2 separate regions of the Mus musculus genome follow, and region 1 is linked to region 2. A link is a loop called in an ENCODE intact Hi-C map of the cell type or tissue named here. Cell type or tissue: heart. All regions are shown on one strand. Each heading gives the region's core, and the rest is flanking DNA. Links, peaks and the distances in the headings are about the cores only.

What was found. Hi-C counts contacts between places; a loop is a spot of excess contacts. Peaks named below come from ENCODE experiments on the same cell type or tissue, not always from the same donor. Only the 100,000 strongest peaks of a DNase experiment are listed, where the experiment ranks them.
Region 1: it touches region 2 in a loop (1.8-fold over the local background); 1 of 42 quality-filtered maps calls a loop at or near these places.

The regions. Positions count from the first base shown.
Region 1 is chr10:40,297,821-40,303,203 of GRCm38, forward strand. It overlaps Amd1 (S-adenosylmethionine decarboxylase 1), which reads right to left and starts at 4,368. Exons shown (of 8, transcript NM_009665.5): 1 at 3,929-4,368. The coding sequence starts at 4,038. In heart, for the core only: no CTCF peak of the experiment used is centred there; DNase peaks (open chromatin) are centred at 3,061, 3,781, 4,451 and 5,011; H3K4me3 peaks cover 3,540 bases; H3K27ac peaks cover 2,689 bases.
Region 2 is chr10:40,427,090-40,432,472 of GRCm38, forward strand. All of the region lies in intron 2 of Cdk19 (cyclin-dependent kinase 19), which reads left to right. Among named protein-coding and RNA genes, the nearest start is that of Gm32234, 24 kb to the right of the region's middle. In heart, for the core only: a CTCF peak has its summit at 2,222 (motif pointing left); no DNase peak of the experiment used is centred there.

The DNA of each region.
Region 1 (5,383 bases), core at 317-5,316, 130 kb before region 2:
AAAAGTCTATATTTTTCAAGTACTGCATTTATCTTCTTTATTGGCACCGGAATTTCCCACCTAACTTCACCTTATTACTAAGATTTGTCTGTGTAGCCCTAAGTTGGTCTGTAGACCAGCTGGCCCAACCTGGATATCCACTTGTGTCTGGCTCCCCGGTGCTGAGATTAAAGGTGCCTGCCCAAGTCTACCTAGCTAGTAAGCTACCCACTATTTCCTACCAAATTGAACCCTAAGAACTCTGCTTCTTTAATCTGTCAACTTCAAATGTATTTATTCTGTGAGGTTAAGTGGATTCTAAAGCCTTCATTCTCCCCTTCATCCAGCTACGTTACCCACGCCATACTCTTCTCCAATCAAGTAGCTTTAAAAAAACTAAGCTGCATTAGCCAAGATGGATCAGCAGTTAAGAGAAATTCCAGATTCAGGCCTGGTGGCACATGGTCCTAGCACTCAGGGTGCAGAAGCAAAGGGATCCCCATGACCTTAAGGGTCCTGGAGCTCCATTTATATAAACAAACCAGGCTGACCTTACAAATCAGCAACAACCCTGTGTGAATCTGTTGCTGTGCTCTAGTGCTTACAGGCCCTGACCAGCCTGGACTTGCTTACTATGTAGACAAGGCTAACTTCAATCTTCCTGCCTCTGCCTCACGAATTCGGGGATTAAGAGCTTGTGTCATAACACAGCCAGAAACGCATTCTTAAAAGGTCCTTCATGCTCCCTTATAATCCATTCCTCCCTTTATAAGGCCTCTAATCCACAACTGACCAGTCTTGTCAGTCTGCATTTCCTAGGTTTACAGAAATGAAATCTTACAGCATGCATGCTCCTCAGGCCTCTTTTCTCAGCATATCTGCTTACATTAGTGCTCGTGTGGGGCACAGAACAAGGCTTCACTTACTGCTGGGCAGCATTCTGTTATATGGTTATACAACTATCCATTTGTTTTTCCATTTCTGGGTTCAAGATCTCACTATGTAGCACCTGAGTGGCTTGAAACTCACTTGTACACAAGCATGGCCCCTGCCCCCTCACCCCCACCCCTCCCAGTGCCAGGATTAAGTGTGCCATCAATTCCTAACGACCTCCCTCCCCATTAGTAGATTTGCAGTTTGGGGACTAACACAAAACTGCCATTAAAATTCTCAAGTCGATATAATCAATTAGATCTTAAAACTACCAGGCCTGGTAACCTTGTGAAGATGTGGAAAGCAATGGCTATTTCTTTTTTTTTTTCCTTTTTTTTTTATTAGGTATTTTCCTCATTTACATTTCCCATGTTATCCCAAAAGTCCCCCATACCCCCCCCCCATTCCCACTTTTTGGCCCTGGTGGTGTTCCCCTGTACTGGGGCATATAAAGTTTGCAAGTCCAATGGGCCGCTCTTTCCAGTGATGGCCGACTAGGCCATCTTTTGATACATATACAGCTAGAGTCAAGAGCTCCGGGGTACTGGTTAGTTCATAATGTTGTTCCACTTATAGGGTTGCAGATCCCTTTAGCTCCTTGGGTATTTTCTCTAGCTCATCCATTGGGGGCCCTGTGATCCATCCAATAGCTGACTGTGAGCATCCACTTATGTGTTTGCTAGGCCCCGGGCAATGGCTATTTCTAAAGTTACCCTTTGACTCTCTTCTGTAGGCTTATGTTGAATAGGCTTCAAACATAGTTTCTTTAACTGCCCATCTGTCTTTAGACAGGGTTTCTCTGTATAGCCCTGGCTGTCCTGGAACTCACTCCTGTAGACCGGGATGGCCTCGAACTTAGGAATCGGCCTGCCTCTGCCTCCCGAGTGCTGGGATTAAAGGTGTGCACCACCACTGCCCAGCATTAGAATTGCTTCCTGACAGCTTTAATACCTAGTGTTTTTATATTACTGTTATTTTCCCCAGCCTTGACTGCTGTTAATACTATAAATATCAGTTTATTTCATCTTATTAGCCCATGGTTATTCTTTCCATTTCAGGAAAGATGCAGGTCCCCTACAAACCTCCCTGTTAGCACTGACTCGTGATTTATCCACCTGCTGTCTCTCAGACACTTATTTAAAGTTCATAACAACCAGTGCACCCTCAGCTGGATGGCCACTGAAAAAGCACTGAATTTTTTTCAGTTCTTTCGAACAGATTTCAGCTCTACTTGATATATAACAGTCACACACACACACACAAATCAGTTTCTGGTTACACAAAGTAAAGGTTTTTAAACATTTAATAAAAGCACAGGTCGGTGGCAAAGCAGAGGCAAGTGGATCAGGTCAGCCATGGCTACACAGAAAAGTCCTGTGTAGAAAAAAAATAGCCTACCTTTTTAAAAAGGCCCATCTTTCCTCTACTCAGGAGCCACTTTAATCAATATATTTTAGCATTAATATATATTATTATTTTAGCCTATGGCTATTTTGCCTATACGTGCCCCACAGATGTGCAGGGTCCTCAGGAGTCAGAAGTGGGCGTCAGATCCCCCGGAATCGGAGTTAGATGGTTGTGAGCTGCAATGTGGGTGCTGAGAATTAAATCCGGGTCCCCTGGACAACTAACTATCTAGTATCTAGGACCCTTAACCTCTGATCTATTTTTAGAATCCCACTCTGGTACTTCCAACTAAGTTGAGAACGAAAATCTTCTCTTTATCAACAAGAAATGTTTTTTGTAATTTCCTTGCGTACCCCTCTTTCAGGTCGTACCAAGATTTTCTAGGAAATAATCCTGGAAGCACCAGCTTTCCGAGACGCCTATCACAATCAGCTTTCCATATCTGTAAAAGAGGTAAGCTTCTCTATGCTTACTATGAGAAAACGTCAAGGGTTTGTAACTGAAAATGGCACACACTTCACATGAGGATCGAAAACTGAGACCTTAGCACTTCGGGTACATTTTTTTCCCTACAATGGAAACGTCTGCAGCAACTAGTAGGAACTGCGTTTCCCAGTGTGCCTTAAAGTCTCGGCAGCACGTGGCCGCTGGGATTCTCTTCTCGCTTTTTGTCAGAGGACGGTTGCACCGCGCAGCCAACATTCCTAAAACGCCCATTGGTCCACACCCTGGGGCCAGGCTCCGGAGGGGCCCAGGAGCTCATTGGTCCGCCTCTCAATGAACCGGACCACGCCGGTTCCTCCGCCACTCTAGTCCCATTAGTGCGCTTCGGAGCACGGCGGAGCCCGGGTACCGGCCACCAAAGCGGGAGGCTGGTGTCACCGCCGCCGGGTCCATGCATCCTCAGTGTCATCCGCGCTTCAATGCTCGACTCTCCCAGCGAGGTCACTAGCAACTCTCCGCACCACCTCCCGTGTCGGGTGTGAGCAGGGGGCCCGCAGGTCTCCTTTGCTCCAGCTTAAGGCATTAAGTAAAATAGATCTTCGGGCTGACAGGCTTGTACCCCGGGAAGCAGGCAAACCCTCCAGCACCCCGCTGCGCTCTCCCGGACTTCGCCTCCGTAACAGGTTACACAGCCCAAGGTCAGGAGCCTCCCGGGCAAAGCCCGCGGAGGGTCCCGAGGCGCCCCGCTCTGCTGCAGGGCACGTCCGGGCGTCGGCGGGGCCCGGCACTGCGACACGGCCGCTCCCGCCCAATCCCGCCGCCCGAGCGAGCGCCACGCGCGGCCGCCTACCCCGCGGCGGGAGGCCTGCTGGTCGCCCCGCGGCCCAGGCCCACCCAGCTCGTGCTCCGCCCGCCCCTCACCCAGCCACACCTGCCGGAGGGCCGCGTGCCCCCCGCCGGAGCCCGTCAGCCCAGCCCCGCCGTCCGCCGGGGACGTTACCTGAGCACGCGGCCGCGCCGGCCTCCTCCCCTCCCCCAGGCGGCGCAGGCGGCCCCGCAACGGCGGCGGGAGAAGCCAGTTCCCGCCCGCCGACCTGGCCCCACCTGAGGCCGCGACTCGTGCCTCGCAGTCGGCGGCGAGCCGCCCTCAGGCCCAGGCACCCACCTTGGGATGGTACGAAGATCCCCAGATCCCTGGCTTGCGTCGGACTGCTGTCTGGAAAACCAGACCTCCAGCAGTTTCTCCGTCCCTTCGAAAAAATGTGCAGCTTCCATCACCGTGAGACTAGCGAACAACCAACAACCACAGAAAATCAACTAAATTAAATCTCTTCTCCCGCCGCTCCTGCCGCCGCTGCGGATTGTTCCAGCTGTGTTACTAAAGTTCAGGTTCCTTTTTTTTTTTTTTTTGCTATAATTTTATATTAACTTTTTTTTAAAAAAAGGACTAATAAAATTTTCCCGGCTATTTTCGTGAGCGAAAGTTGAACGTGAGTCTGTTGGAAATAGAGGCAGATACAGTTCAGTCTCTTGTAGTCCGCTGCTTTCCCGTTAGGAGAGTTGAGCGAGCGCTAGCTAATGTCGCCGGCCATACTGTGTAAGCGAGGGTTCTGCGTGAGCGCAGACCTTATATAAGCATCCTCCCCGACAGGCCAGGAAGTGACGCCATCGCCCCGCCCTCAGGGCCTCATAGGGACCGCTTCGTGTCAGTCAAACGTCGCCGAACGCCGGCTGGCTGGCGGTGGGCCCACGGGGAGTGCAGGGGACTACCAGCTTGGTTGCAGATGGAGCTGCCGCTGTCCCTTGAGCGGGAGACCGCTCTGTTGTCCGGCTGGGGACTTGGGAATCTGGGATTACTTGTGGAGCTGGTGGGGAGAGCGGGAGACAGGCGAGGCTGTCCCACGCTGCACACAGCTGGTTAGCAGAAAACAGGAGGGAGTCTGGAGGGGTGTCGCGGGGCTCGGCGGGGGCGGTGGCCACTGCTGGGTTGGCGTAGTGCTTTGATCCTGTGCGGTTTCTCGTTTCAAGCCGAGGTGGTTTTTGGCTTTTTAAAAAAAATTTTTTTAAACCATTTTTTCACGTGTTTCCACGAGACGAACGCAGCCTAGGCAATAAAATTGTCAGTGACGTACGTGTGGCCCGGGGTCGGATTGGAATGCGCTTTAATTCTGCTTGTGCTTTATCTGATGTGGGAATGAAGGCAGTTCTCCACGGGTTTACACAATAGCCAGAAGCGTCGTCTTCCTATTTCAAAAGAGAAAAGAGAAAAGCAACGTGGCGCCCAGCCTTGGAGGGCTCCGGCGCTATCTACCCCCCACCGTGTGCCTAGCCTAGCTTAGGAGTTGGCCGCCTTCCAGCAGACACCTATCAACCCGTACTCCATTAGGTCAACTGGTGGATATTTAGTTTGCAAAACTTCCTAGGAACTAGCTTTATTAAGTATAATACGAGGTTATTTGATATTTTTCTTAGGCTATTCTTAAAGGGGTGAACTAATTGAAAGTATTCCTCACAACCACCAGTACCACGCAAATTTACAAATTTGCCTAAAATTGCCTAAATGCCTAAAAAGGATCTTCGCGAGTATATAATAATAATGTAAATGGGTAGCAAAGAGTTT
Region 2 (5,383 bases), core at 105-5,104:
TAACATTAAGGCTGTTCATCCACATTTGCCTGATTTTCATCATTATAATGTAATGATTTCTAGCCTTTTAAATCTAATCATTGCTTAGTGTATTTCCGTAAGAGCTTCACATCTGCCAGTTTAGTTCATTTTAAAAGATTGAAGTTGGGCTGACTATACAGCTCAGTGGTTGCATGTCTGACTTTGAACAGACATTGAATATTTCCAACACCACACAAAAATATAATAAACATCACACTGTTAGCGTGAATATAATTTTTTAGCATTCATTGATTAGAAATAGTAGATGGATAGTAAAAAGACATAAATTAAAATTAGTTACTTCATTGTGTAAACCAGCCCTCTGTTTTCTCATAATGCACACGTAGGTTTCTTAGCAGACTGGGAATGAAGTAGTTTTGTGTAACAGAGTCAGTACAGTAGATGTTTCCTGAATTGGGTTCAGTTTAGACCAATGGTTGACTTCTAGTTACCTCTGTTAAAATCTCTGTGAGGTAGTTTAGAATGAAGGATGCACAATTGATTGATCGAGTCTAATTCATTGTGTTTATGCCTCCTCTTGAAGTGTCGTGAACCAGATAGCGTTTAATCATTTCTATTGGTAGTTCAGTGGTTATTAGTTACTAATGCAAACCCTTAGCTATAATTTATAAACAATGGTGTAATTTCTTACAGTACTTGGAGTGGTCACTCAACCATTTAGATTTAGAAGATGGCAGAGGGAGGTAGGGAGGGGGTGAATTAGAATGCTCTTGAGAATTAGGTTTTACTATGCAGACTCCATTGTATCTGTTTCATTTTTCATATTTTAACTTTGCATATTCAAAGTCCTGTTGATTTATAAGAAAGTTTTGAAGTTCTCATATGTAATGTATTACATGGAAGCTTACCTAAATAAACATACATCCTATCACAATAAGGGCGATGTGAACTTATTTATTTTAGACTTTACAGCTTAGATACTGCTCTCAGAGCAAGTATGTGCACAACTTGAAGTCAGAGAGAAGAGCAACCAGATTGTTCAGTAGGAAGAGAAGTAGAGCTCATGTAGCCACCGTAGTAGGAAGAGAAGCAGAGCTCATGTAGCCACTGTATTATGGTCGGCAGGCTCTCCTACTGCAGGGTTTCAGGCACCTGGGAGGCAGCACTGTGCTATTTTCCATCAGGCCCTGTTTCTTTAATGAGTACTTCTTCCTGCCTTGATTGGTTAGCTTTTTTAGGAATGGAAGTAGAACTATATCACTTTCCTTCTCCCTCCCTTCCTCCAGCTCCTCCCAGGTACCCTCCTTTCAACCTCTCCCACGCAACCCCCCCCCCCAAGTTGAAAGCCTCTTCCTTTGATTATTACTATTGTAACATCATCTTCCTTCTTCTTGGATATTCCCATATATATATATAACTATAATATACTGAGTCCATAGTAGTCCTTAGTTGCCTCTAGTTCTTTATCTGGAAGTGTGTGTGACCCCATGGGCTCTCTCCCCTTCTGGTTAAAATGCCTGTTGATCCTTGACATTTGACACTTTATGATGACTAATCTATTTCTAGAGGAGGCTGTTTCAGAGCACTTCCGGGAATTCTGGTTCTTAGGATCTTTCTGCCCCTCTTCTACAACGTTCCTGAGCGATGGCTCAGAACACAGGCGCTCTTTCTTACATAGTTATTATAGCTGCCAGGACTCACCATGTTCCATTGATGTCTGTACTGTGTCTGTTTGTAGTTTTCTGCGATAGTTTCCATTTCATGTAAAGTCAGGCTTCTTTGAGGCGGGGGTGGATGGAACTGACACTTGGTTAGGGTTTCAACTAAAGTACAGTTACAGCTCTCATTTATCAAGAATTTATCTTATGCTATGCATTCTACATAGATTATTGCATGCTTGTTTTTTTTTTAATGTTCTTGCAAGTAATGGTAGTTATGAGTAGAAACTATAATTGGTCAAGAGTTTGGCATTGAGTTTATATACTTAATCACTGTATAGTCATTTATTTGTTATGGGAGCCCGTGTAAGTAGATTATTCTACAAGATTCAGAGTTAAGGAGCTTACTTTGTGTCATGCCGCTAGTAAATCAGAGCTCACTTGCTTTTGTTTCTGCTTGCATTATATGTGGTGCTGTATTATGACAAGTGGAAGTGTGTATATGTGTATGCATAGTGGAACCTTGCATAGTTGGGCTACTGTGCTTATTAAACCTCCTTTCATAGTATGAGTGCCTCCTGCTGGAAGGTTATAATGTAGCCAATATGCTTTTGAAATGCTAGCTTTGAAAAAGCCAGTCAAAGGGGAGGGCATCTAGTTTCACTATTAATTACTAACAATCATTTTAGGATCACTCCCCACTGATATCAGGCAGTCCTCCTAATTTACTATAGAATTCACTGCTTCATTATTATGTTGTTTTAAATTTTATATACTCAGTACTTTCTAAAATAAAGTCATTGGAATGCTTTTACCCAAGAGAAAGTTTGATGGCCCTGTGAGTCATATTGTTATTTAAACACACACACACAAAGAATAGAAAGTTGAATTTATTTTGGGAAAAATAAGTTATTTGAGTATAAGAATTTTAGAGTCCTTTTTAAAAAAAAGAGTCTGGAACCCAAGGGAGTATTATAGACAACACGAAAGGCAATGTGGTAAAAATAGAAATGGGGAGCGTTATAGGCAGCACAAGGAGTGTGGGTGAAAATAGATATGCATGTTGGAATTGGCTTGGTAAAGAGTTCAGGGCTTCAGGAAAGAACTTAAATAGTGCTTTAGAGAAAAATGGTTTAACTTAGATTTTGTATGTGTTTAGGACAGTGAAAAGAGGATGCTTCTTTTTTTGTTTGTTTGTGGTTTTTTTTTTTTTTTTTTTTTTTAAAGATGTATTTATTATTTAGTATATGTAAGTACACTGTAGCTGTCTTCAGACACTCCAGAAGAGGTAGTCAGATCTCGTTACGGATGGTTGTGAGCCACCATGTGGTTGCTGGGATTTGAACTCCGGACCTTCGGAAGAGCAGTCGGGTGCTCTTAACTGCTGAGCCATCTCACCAGCCCTGTGGTTTTTTTTTTGTTTGTTTGTTTTGAGACAGGGTTTCTCTGTGAAGCCCTGGCTGTCCTGGAACTCACTTTGTAGACCAGGCTGGCCTTGAACTCAGAAATCTGCCTGCCTCTGCCTCCCAAGTGCTGGGATTAAAGGTGTGCGCCACCACTGCCCGGCAAGAGGATACTACTTCTTATAATTACTTGTCTGGAAGATGTGTCCATTGAACATCTTGACAAGGTTGCAGTGCAATCAGGTTACCACACTGAGTGTCTAGCAAGGCAGTTAGCGTTCGGTGTGTGTCACAGCCTACTTAACAGCTGTTTAAATGGATCTGAAGCATATTTGTGGTTGCATGGTATCATGTGAAGCAAATATTTATAGAACTAAAGACTAAAGTCCATTGACAAAATAGGATTTTTCCAAGAAGTAGGCCATGGCTCTCTCCTTTCATTGTATCCTTTCTAGATCACCACACACTGGGACAAGGGGAGTTTTAGAGAGGAAGGGCTGTCTTTAGGATAGGTGATGTTTCTTAAAATATCAATAATGTTCATTGTAAAAATCTTTTCAAAAAGTAAAGTGATTGTCATCTCACACGGTGAAACAGGTACTATTGATATTTTGCTATACATTTCATTTTGTAAATAAATTATTTTTATAGATTTTAGAATATTATATCAACATTGTAGCAATATGTAGCATTAAAAATGTATAGTTGGACTGGAGCTATTGCTCTGTGGTTAGGAGCATACACTGCTATTCCAGAGGACTTCCACTGGATTCCAAACCCCCTTGTCAGGTTTCACAACTGCTTGTAACTCCAGCTTCAGGAGATCTGATGACTCTTGTAGTCTTGTCCACAGACTCCCTACAATTTAAATTTTTTAAATTAAAAAAAAAACTTTAGTGTATATATCTGAACCTATAACATATGGATATACTGTAATTATCCATTTTGCTATTATTGAACACTGAGGTTGTTTATGGCTATTTTATTTGTTCTGTAAATAATGGTAGAAGGCTTACTTACTTGTTTTGTTGCAAATTGAGGGTAGTGAATAGACTTTTTGTGTAGTGTTTATCCAGGATCTAATGTTTCGTTTGTAAACTAGTCTTAAAAATACATCTGAGAGCTGATGAGATACTCAGTTGATAAGTACTTATCTCTCAAGCGTGAAGACCTGATTCAGGAGCGTGTCCTTTTTAATAGAGGATAGTTTGTCAAAAAAATCAAAATTTTACAAGGCTATTTATTGTTTTCATGCATAAGAATCACACTGGCTCAACAGATTTAAGTCATTCAACAAGTGTTATTGAGTGCTTCATTATGTCATAGGCACCATTTTGAGCACTGGGACTGTAAAACAACAAAAAGCTTTGCTATTAATAGACAATGACAATAAACAACTTAAAACGATGTCTATTTAAGTAAGTACCTCTGTACAATGACGGTTAAAAGAATGATAATTTTGGAAAGATGGGAAATGAAGGAACCAAGCGGAGGCTATAACTTATTCAAAGGGGACTCTTTAGGACAGGTGTGCATACAAGTTAGGAACATTGAAATAAGTGTGCAAATTGAGGCACAACCAACTTCTTCCGTGGCATCGGAAGGAAAGTCAGAGATGCTGGACAGCACAGACCTCGCCTGACAGTAGACAGGACATTTTCTGCGTTGTGGTCAGTTACCTGCAGTGTGGACTTATGGACCAATCTCCATGGTGCTGGGGACAGGGAGCCAAGATGGTACTCTCCTGGAAGTGCATTTTATTCCATTGAAGTAGAAATGTTTTCCTTTAAATTTCTAAATTAAGAAGCATTAGTTTGAAATTGTAAAGAGGAATACAGAGCTGAAGTATGTTTGAAAGAATATATAGTAATATACTTTTACTTTTAAAAAAAAACTTTACATCTGTCTATTCTTTCCTTTGAAGACAATTTTTAATTTAGTTGTGAAAATCACAGTACTGACTGGAAAGCAAAGTGGCGAAGCGCTAATGACAATTTCAGTAGGAGGGCCAGGGAGGACTTCCTCAGGAAGTGACGGTTGAGACTAGAGTAGAGCAGGCCCCTCCTCCACTTCAAGCCCCTGATTGCCTTTGCCATTTTCCTGAAGATCAGATGGAGTTGAAGACAGGGAAAGTCAAGAGTACCATCTCAGCTTTAGCCATTAGACACTGAAGTAGAGATGCTGCATTTGGGGGAGAGTTGTGAGCAGGAGGCAAACACCATATACAAATTACTTGCATAAGTGTTACTTAAATTCCGTAAAGCAGATGTGTTCAGCAAAACCAAGAACCCCCGAGCTCCTTCAGTGTGCCTGGGATTGTGCCATTCGCTTTTGTCCGAG